2 separate regions of the Mus musculus genome follow, and region 1 is linked to region 2. Evidence: chromatin contacts called from ENCODE POLR2A ChIA-PET data. All regions are on one chromosome and are shown on one strand. Each heading gives the region's core, a stretch centred on a gene start or an enhancer-like site at or near the end of the contact. The rest is flanking DNA. Distances are from core to core; before and after follow the strand shown. Region 1 holds the start of Lacc1 (laccase domain containing 1). Region 2 overlaps Tsc22d1 (TSC22 domain family, member 1).

Region 1 (4,906 bases), core at 719-3,218, 530 kb after region 2:
CGCTGACCCACAGGTCCTAAACTCCCCATGTTGCGAAACATGAACAGTTCACAAGAGTCAACAGAGAGAAAAGAAAGGGAAGTGAGGAACTTCTGAAGAAAGTCTGGGTTTTCAGTGCAATACAGAGGACAGTGTGGAAGGTACCTGGGATCAGAGGAGATGTGACAATAGTTAGGTCCCCTTTCAGCGCTGGCAGGCTTCTCAAGTATGTTTCTATTTCATGCTGGATGTCTTCTAGTTCTTGAGTTGTGGTCACGTTTATTCCAGTGGATGGTTTCAAAAGGCTATCCCTCCAAGCTCCCTGTAGATCTTCAAACTCAAACTCATACACCTCGGTGAAGAGTTGACCAACGTAAGCCTTCATTAACAGTTTCCTGTGCTCGGGGACAATCACCTTAATGCAGCTCAGATTTTCTTCATCAATTTTTTGTTTAATTGTATACAAAGAGGCAGCCAGGCAGGGATGGCTAACAGTCTCGAATTTTCCCGCGAGACGTGAAAAGCCATTTCCTGCTTCCAATTCACAGAGGCCATACTCCCCATCCTTTTCCTTGCTGGCATTTCTGCAACATATTATGCAAAGGAACTTGGCCTTGGGAGCGTGGTGGTAGTGAATACCATCCAGTGTCTCCAGTAAGGTCTCATGGCAGTTTTTCTGTGCATTCAATTGTAAACCAGAGAGATCAATCAAGACTGCTTCTGCCATTCTTCAATCAGGCAGTCTTTTTTGCCCCAAAGACTTTTTATGCCATAGCAGCTGTAAAGAAAAGTGATCACAAATAACAATAAATTCGATCTTCTTATAGATACAACCGAAATTTGTGGTGAACAAAAATAAATAAATAAATATAAAAATAAAAATAGGAAGTAAATTGCATCAATACAAAAAGTAACCAAAATAAATGTAGTGTGCAGAGCAGAAAAGCCAGTGCACCATTCATCCTGACAATTAAGGGCAGAGCCATCTTTTATTTTGTGAACAGCTGGGTACATTTTTATAGAATAGAAATTATGCTTTGTTTTCCTTATAGCAGATTTTAAGTACAAAATTACTTGTTGTCTGAGATCAAGTCTTTTTAATTATAGGATGTAAATCTGTTATGTCATTATCCCCATCATGTCTATAAGATTAGATCACATCTCATGAAATACTGAGGTCTCACCTTTAGGATATTAAGTTGAGCAGTATCAGCAGCCAATCTTCTTTGGGGTTGCGGTTGGGACAGGGATTCGAGGCAGAGCTTCTCTGTCTAACAGCCCCAGCAGTCCTGGAACTAGCTATGTAGACCAGGCTGGCTTCGACCTCAGACACCTGCTTGCCTCTGCCTCTGCCTCCCAAGTGCTGGGATTAAAGGTGTATGTCACCAGAAAGAAAGAAAGAGAGAGAGAGAGAGAGAGAGAGAGAGAGAGAGAGAGAGAGAGAGAAGAGTAAAGGTGTCTGTCACCATAAGCAAGCAAACAAACAAACACACTCATTTTTTAAAGGTAAAAGCTAGCCCACAGGCTGGGCTTTCCCCCCAGGTTTACACAGTCCTCCGCACTTGGGATAATCCCAAAAGCCACTGCAACTTGGATCAGGGTCGATTTCTGACCACTTGCAGATTCTCTGAACTCCCTGTCCAGGCTGGAGCTCCCCTCTGCCGACCCTGTGACCCCCAATTCTGACACCTACCATTGCTGAGCCTTCACCCCGACGCCCACCCCAACCTCCGCCCGCCCCGTAGGGCACTGGCGCCTTCATTCATTCTTTCCGCCAGCCGTGCAGGCGACCTCGGAGGAGCCTGGACTGCACGGTGTGCGTCCGTCCGTCCCGTCGCCGCGCCGACCTCCCCTCCGCCCGGGACTCACCGCAGGGCTGCTTCCCGCGCTCTCCTCGGCGGCCGCGAGCTGGGGCGTGAGCTGCAGGCTCGGCGCTCGAACCCCAGTGGCTCCCAAAGTCACCGGCCGGCCGGTCCGCCCGCCTCACCGCGTCCCCGGGCCTCCCGGCGGCCTCGGGCTCCCGCGGGCGTGCGCCCGGGTTTGGGTGTTCCCGCCACGGCCGCGAGGTGGCGCCCTGGAGACGCAAGGCCGAGCCCCTTGCGGGGGATTCCCGCGCCGCTCAGCAGTTCCGGGTCAGCGCCCGCAGTCACCGTGGAGGCCGCCTGAGGCCCGGGCGCTGAGGCGCGGGGGCCCGGAGAGCCGCGGGCGAGCGCGTCCCGTGAGGCGCCCGGAAGGGAAGGGAAGAAGCGTCCCCTCTCCCCGCGGGCCGTGGCGACTCCAGAAGGATCTGCTGACCCAGCAGTGTGGCCAGCTTGTCACTTAGCGCCCTCCAATCCGGGCTCAAGTAAGGGGACTCTGGTGACTTTTGTGGGGGAGTGGCTTTTTTTTTTCTTTTTTCTTTTCACTTTTTGTTTAGTTTTTAAGTTTCTAGTTAGTTTTCATTTTTTCCCCCTTTCGGCTGATTCTGTACTTTCATTTGGGACCAACATCCTTGACTGTTCACTTGTGTTGGCAACGTCGATTTCTCTTACCCCCCCCCCCAAGTGTGTCCCCTCACAGGACGGAATGCATTCATTCTTACAGTAGCAATAAGATAAAAATTAAGGCTCCTTTGTCCCCCAAGGGTTTAATGTTATTTATTTAAAAACAACAATTTGAAAATCAAGTACTGTTGTAAATGGAAAAATACCCACTCTTCAAAATATATGAGAAGGTAAGAGAAAGCGCATTTTCTGAGGACTGGCAATGGAGGAAGGAGAGGGCCTTCATTTTCCTTGGTCTTCCTCCAAGTGCTCAAGTGTTTCCTGAATGAGAAGACTCTAGGGGATCCGGGAGTCTAGAAGTCTTGTTAAGTGTGCACCCATCTCAACTTGACTAGCGGCCAAGGTAACCAGCCCACATAGAACCTACTCCAGGCCGTGTGATCACTTTCAGAGGGCACACATTGAATGCTCGCTGGACACTTCCAGGAACCCTGAGGGATAGATAACACAGATCTGATCAGACATGCATGCCTTGGCATAAACTTGCTGTCTGTTAAGGAAAATGGATTTTTTTTTTTAAAAGCAAGTTTAGAAGCTTTTTTTCTTGTTTTCATGTCCAAGGATGAGAGCTCAGGATTCATTCATGCAACAGCACTGGCAGTAACAAAACTTTCAAAATAGCTAAGTTGTTAGGGAAGTTGTGATAATGTATTTACATACCATTTCCTTCAGCATCTGGTCTGTCTGGGCTGCATTTCTTAACACTCTCTCCCCTTTCCCAGGCTACTACAGAGCCTCTCAATCCTGGTTGCACATGGGAACAAGTAGAACTTAATAGTAGAGTAGGTACCCCACACCCCGGCTGCAGATTGACTCAGAGTCTATGGGAGTCAGGCCTGGGCTTGTTTTGTTCTGCTTTTTTATTTTTATCTCGCAGATGATTCACATGCATAATTCATTTTGGAAGACAAACAACAAACTCCTTCTCAAGCCATGCAAGTAAAGGCTGTTCTATCGTAGGCCATCGACAATTCTTTACATTTGCTGCTTGTTGTCCTTTGAACACGTTTCTTTTGTGAGCTGACCTGCTCTCGGTTGCTCAATACCCTTCAAGCTTAAACATAACCTTCCTGGAGGCCTGGTTGCCTCACTTCGCAGAATAGCTTCCTTGGGATTTTCATGCACGAGGAGCCCTCTGATAGACACAGTCTGAGCTCAGGGCCAAACAGTACACTGCAAAGTTTGGCTAGACCCTGAATCACACATTTTATAGGAATGAAAGTTCTTACAGGTTATGGAGGTTTGGTCTATGTAAAGCTTTTAAAAAGAAGACAAAACTAAGCCAGAATGTTGTCAACAAATGTAGCATAGTATCGTGAACTTATTTTAATCTAGCTGATGCTCATGTGTCAATCAACTGAAAAATTCCAGAGCCTTTTTGTACATGATCAACTTATTTTCCTGTATTGCATCTCTTGCGTAAAGCACACACCTATGTCTAAACATAAAAGAGTCCCCAATATTCTGTTTCTTGAAGAGGAAAATAGTTTAAAGGCACCTTTGAAGCCATCAGAATGCATGCTTACTCTTTAGAATCTTTGATAGCTATCTCACGCCCTTTACTGTGTCTTTAGAAATCATTAAACAGACTACAGAGAAGCAAAAACTTTATTTCTATACCATATAATTGGTTTGCTTCATATTTACTTAAGTTATAAGAGCATAGTGTCAAGTATAGCTGGCATGAACAGGTTTGATAGCAAACATATAATTTATGATATGGTTGTATAGTTCAACTGGTAGCACCAAACCAGGACAACACGCCTGAGAGCAGTTTCCTAACCATGCTCATTAGGTGTGCTGTGGGAACTAACCACCTAGGACTCACAAAGGGAGTAGGAAAAGGGAGGTGGTTAGAAGCCAAGTGTAGATAGGCTAAGACTACCTCTGTATTTTAATTATTTGAAGGTATGTCTTAGAGGCAGTATTTAGGGGACTTTATTATTGAGGAAAACTCTTGGGAAATTGCTATATATCATACTATATTGTAAATCTTATGAGATGGTAGAAATTTTGAAAGCTGTGATCAATTTTTAAAAATGTTTATAATCTTTATTTTGTGAGTATTTGTGTGTGTGAGAGAGAGAGACAGAGACAGAGACAGAGACAGAGACAGAGACAGAGAGCAAGCTCATGCATGTGGAGGTCAGGTGACATCTTCCTTGAGTTAGTTCTCGTCTCCACTGTGTGAATCTCAGCGATTGAATTCAGGCTATCAGGGTTAGCTTCAGGCATCTTTATCTACTGCGCCACCTCACTGGCCTAAACAGTTACTTTTAAGCCATTTGAATGAAAGTTTTTGTGTCTTTTCAGAATAGGCCGTGTAACCTATACAAATTTCCATGTTAATATCCCCTGCTAAGTTTGCTGGGGCTGCCAAAACA
Region 2 (4,990 bases), core at 695-3,194:
GACCCCGAGGAGCTCTGTGCCTTTTCAACCCTCCCCAGCCGCCCACCCTGCTTCTGAGAGCTCGGGCGGCTCGCCTTCGTGGGGCTCGCCTGCGTGGGGTTCGGAAAGTGGGCTGCTCCTGGATTCTGCGCTCTCTTCTCCTTCCCTTCAAAGAACTCGGAGAGGCCAGAAACAAGACTGCAATGGGGGGCGGGGGGAGGGATGATGCAGTCCTTATACAAAACCGACAACTGTCACCAAAGCTTATAAAACACGATAGTACTGTCCCTCTTTTCTGAACCATCAGAAGACACAAAACTGTTAGTGACACAACGGTGACAGGTAGCTGGGACCTAGGCTATCTTATTATGAAGGTTGTTTTGCTTGTTGTATATTTGTGTATGTAGTGTAACGAATTTGTACCATAGAGGACTGTCCGTAACTACTGTTTAGCTTCTACACATTGAAATGTAGATGTTTCATTGGCTGTCTGAAAAGGTGTGGCTTGTCCTTCCTAGAGAGATCTACTTAAAAACTGCTTTGTGACAAAAACCACACCTGAAGAAATTTTAAGAATTTGGCCCAGTTAGTCACTCTGTGTAATCCCGGAATCTAGCTGCTGAAGTCTTGCGAAGTAAACTCCCCGTGACCGATGTCAGTTAAGCTGGTGATACCTGGAGAAGTGGTCAGTTGCTAAGGAAGTGGATTTCCCAGTAGGGGTTTCTGCACCTCACCTGTATAGTCGTTCTGCGCATGTCCCCCACACAGTCCCCACTGTATTTACCTGTTCTACTTGTCACCTTTCAATAAAGCATATCAAATGTTGATACACACGTGTTTCTATATGACGCCATTAATACATTCATTTCCACAGCTGCTCTTCATGAAGTCAACAGCAGTTTGCCTAGTAAAGTCTCAGGGCGCTGACACCAGTGCTTTGACTCCAGAAGAGAGGAGACATTGTTTTGATTGGGGGGGGGGGGGGAATGCAGGCAGAAGGGCTCATTCTCTTGTGACTAAGTCACTTCACCCCTCTGGACTGATAAGAGAATCTTCACTTCTCCAATTTAAAATTTGAGGGTTTATGTAGAGCTTATTTATTCGTAGTTGCTGAACTGAGAGGGAACAAGCCTGGTTGGTGTGTGAAGGTTAAAGGAAGAGGGACAGGTTCGTTTCCACGTTGACAGCTCTGCTGCCAGAATGAGTTTCTGGCCCCTGGGAGAGTAGTTGTGTTTGTAGACACTCTTCTGGGGGTTGAAAGGATGTACTGGGCTTGAGCTAGGTAGGACCTGGGACATCTCTCCCTTCTGGGTGATGTGTAAACACAGTGGAGCCTAAGGAGGAGGAAGGGCCTTAGCAGGACAGGCTTGGCTCTCTGCCCCAGGACCTCGGCAATAGCTCTTGGATGTGGTGCGAGTTGGGTCCATCCTGTGCATCCTCTGAGGGTTACCTAAGTCCTCACTGTAAGCCGATGGCAGTTGCCATAATGATAACTGGAGGGCAGCAAGAACTTGACAGTGTCTCATACTTAGAGCTACATAACTGATCTAACGGGAAGCTTCGATGGTGATTCTCTGAAGAAAACTAGACAGTAGCCATTTCATCTCACATTTTTTCATGTAGCTGTGGAGAATTTAAAGTCTCCACCCTTGATGAACTAAATAGACATTATTTCGACTAATAGAAAATCTCACAAGATTGCGGTGTCTTGATATGTGAAATAGTAATGAATCATTAACATGAAAAGATATATTTTTATGGCCTTTCCTCGCCTTTGTAAATTCAGAAGTTTTACTGACTGCTATTTAAACATATCTAAGTTGATTTCTAAGCACATCTTATTGCTAACTCACAAACCTAACTAGGCATCCTTGGCCCGTGGGTCACTATGGAGTTGATAGAGTCACACTTCACCTGCCATGGAGCAGGAGTGACTTCTAAAGCCGAAGGAGATCTAGTGTGAGCCCTGGGTGTTCGTGACGTCACTGCAGGACAGACCCAGGCACAGTGCCGGAGAGACGACGGTACCATGTGATTCTAAGAATGCCTGCTCTCTGCTTCAAATTAACAATGTTCAGAATTCAGGAGCTGTGCTTTTGGTTTTCGCATAGTTTAAAAGTAAAAATAATTGTGATGAATACAGCGTGCCAGAAATCAGGTTTATATATTTGCTCAGGAAACGTATAAAAGTTAATTATAACCATAATTAGGAATGAAAATGAATTTCAATGCAGGCACTACTGTCCCTCCGGCTGAGTGAAATACAAGATGAAGCCTTGTGCAGTGACAGCCTTTAGCTGTCCATTTCCCATCCATTCAGACAGTAATCACAGCAGTAAGATCAGACACAAGCCGAAAATGAAATTTCCTCCCAGATAAAATCGTTTGAAAATACTGCCTACCAACAGGACTGGGGAGCAGATTGTGCCATGAGGTTCCTGCTCTGCTGTGTGGGAGAAAGACACTCGCCGACCGCACCTGAGGTGCTGTGGAAACCGGCTATTTGATATTTGGAGGGAACAGAAATCCACAGACCCACCTCCCCATCCATGAAATCACTGGGTGAGAGCTTTCAAGACCCAGAACTTGGCTAAACTTCAGCTCAAATTAGAAAAGCCCTTCTCATGGAGACTGAGCACCGAGTCTTAGAATGCTGGGTTAGTTTCTTCAGAGAATATCAACGAGTATCTTCAACCTGCCCAAGATCCATCTCTGCCAATCGTGTGTGTGTGTGTGTGTGTGTGTGTGTGTGTGTGTGTGTGTGTGTGAACCCCAGGCTGAGGGCAGACATCTTTAAGAGCGCTAGTTAATGACTGTGGAGATACATGCCTGTAGATCCAGCTGAAGCAAGATCTTGAGTTCAAGGCCATCCAGTGCTATATAACAAGACATTTCTCGAAATTAACAAACAAACAAACAAAAAGTATTGCTAAATGAGAAGCCATGTCTCTTGATAGGATGGCCCTACCCCCACCTTCTCCAGTCAACCCAGGGACCAAGATTGTGACTGTGGATGTGTGTGCTACAAGACTGTGTAGTTCTCAAAACCAATTCTCTGAGTTTCCAGGGACAACATACATTGCAATGAAGATGGTCTCCGTTGCTTTCTAAGTGCTCCGTGTCTTTCCTTAAGCAGGACTGCCGTGACGACCTGTTGTGACAAACGACCACACTGGTTGGCTGGGGTCTTCCCAGAAGGTAGAACTCAGTTCTAAACACTGTACCACTGCCCAGTGCAAACTGGGACGTGATGGTTGTCTTAGATCCATTGTTGTCTTCTTCCCTGTCCCTGCCTCTGCCTTGGAGTTAGGTATCACTTTGAGACTTGGGTTTCCTTCCTGGTGAGTGAGTGCTGAAGGATTTGAATTCTGCCAAATTGACCCAAAATGATCCTCTGGGTTTCCACCCATCTGCAAATGAAGACCTAGTGTCCATGGAGGTGAGGCACTTGCTGTCCTTTATGAGGGAATGATCAAAGCAGAAGGCCTTCCCCTGCTGCCCTGAGTGAGGAAGCACAGCCCTAGGAGCAAGCATGGGTCACCACGGAGCATTTTAGCATCTTCTGCCTGGGATGCGAAGGAGGAAATGAGTATCCCAAGGTCCGTGGCTTCTGACAAACACTTTAAACTATGCAGTGGGTGAGCCATCGGGGGTGGTGGTGGAACTGTCGGGAGTCGGAGATCCATACTACAAAGTGGCAAACCATTCGGTAGAACTCTGGTCTGTGGTGATGGAGACCGCCAGCCAGGCGCTTTGAAAACATGCACCTCTGAGAGGCCTTTCATTGGTTAAAAGTAGACCACTCTTTTACACCTCCTGTTTCGGAGAAGATAGAGCAGGGTGCTGCTGCTCTGTAAATAGAAAGAAGAGAGAATAAATAGTGCAAGAAACTTGGGGCTGTCCAGTGTTGGACCAGCCCATTGCTTCTGGATACCACCCTGAGGGCAGTAAATACTGAAGTATTACCCAGTGTCGTGGGGGCCAAGATGACCAGTGTTCTCCCTTTAGCAAAGAGCGGGTTCGAAGTGTTTGGCCCCTGGAGTGTGTCTTTGTTTTAGATCAGTGGTTCTCAGCCTGTGGGTACCGATCCTCGCCGGGGTTGTATACCAGATCTGCCGCATATCAGACATTTACATTATGATTCATAACAGTAGCAAAGTTATGCTTATGAAGTAGCAACTAGATAATCTTAGGGCTCGGGATTATCACAACAGGAGGAACTGTGTTCAGGTGTCACGCCATTAGGAAGGTTGAGAGCCACTGTTTCAGATGATGTCCCTGTGCCCCTAATGGTTGGGCAGAGGAAGAAATGAATGGAAACTGGGCATGTACAGAAGTTTACCCAGTGGGCTGACTGTAAAGGGAGAAAGGAGATGCCCACTGGTTTTTCCAAGGAGTTTCATTGTCGAGGAAGACAAGCCAATCCAGACTTAAATATTGTCACAGCAAAACCTTTCAACAGCCCTCAGGCCTCTGAACTCTGCAGGAGCCCGGAGTGCATTAAGCTCTGTCTGAACAACTGTTTAGGTTCCAAGAAGTTTGGTCTCCTAAATACAATTCTACACCTGGAGAACCTGGGCAAGAAAATTCTAGTGGTAGAGACCTGGAACTTCAGAGAACAAAGTGCCAGAGATGTCTTGCTGTCTTTCCGTAGAGAAGAACCTGTCTATGTGACATGTTTAACCCAGGACCAAAGGACTGCTATGAATTGACCCAACCCAATATTGTAAACTTACTTAAAACTATAAAACTCTGTGTGTGTGTGTATAAGACAGACAGACAGACAGACAGACAGACTGGGTCTCATGTACTCAGACTTACAAGTATATTAAAGATGACCTTGAACTCTCCTGCCTCCTGCCACCTGAGTGCTGAGATTATAGGCAGGTGCCAACACGCCTAGTTTATGCAGCGCTGAGGATCAATCCCAGGGCTCCCTGGATACTAAGCAAACAAGTACTCTACCAACTGAGCTATGTGCCCGACCCTTAAGTGAATCTTGAGTTTGACT

Evidence for each region. ChIA-PET counts read pairs that join two places held with the same protein, here RNA polymerase II (POLR2A).
Region 1: POLR2A ChIA-PET joins it to region 2 with 62 read pairs in Patski. The contact joins the promoter of Lacc1 here to the enhancer-like site in region 2. POLR2A ChIA-PET finds 5 or more read pairs at or near these places in 3 of 5 experiments (Patski and embryonic stem cell).

The regions. Positions count from the first base shown.
Region 1 is chr14:77,034,649-77,039,554 of GRCm38, forward strand. It overlaps Lacc1 (laccase domain containing 1), which reads right to left and starts at 1,969. Exons shown (of 8, transcript NM_172488.2): 1 at 1,849-1,969; 2 at 1,164-1,342; 3 at 145-757. The coding sequence starts at 706. Ccdc122 (coiled-coil domain containing 122) reads left to right here and starts at 2,124. Exons shown (of 6, transcript NM_175369.4): 1 at 2,124-2,323.
Region 2 is chr14:76,506,956-76,511,945 of GRCm38, forward strand. It overlaps Tsc22d1 (TSC22 domain family, member 1), which reads left to right. Exons shown (of 3, transcript NM_207652.3): 3 at 1-810. Among named protein-coding and RNA genes, the nearest start is that of 4930444M15Rik, 11 kb to the right of the region's middle. Within about 2 kb of position 1,945, at least 2 of the 3 ENCODE cell types and tissues checked have a DNase peak (open chromatin) inside an H3K27ac peak, as active enhancers do.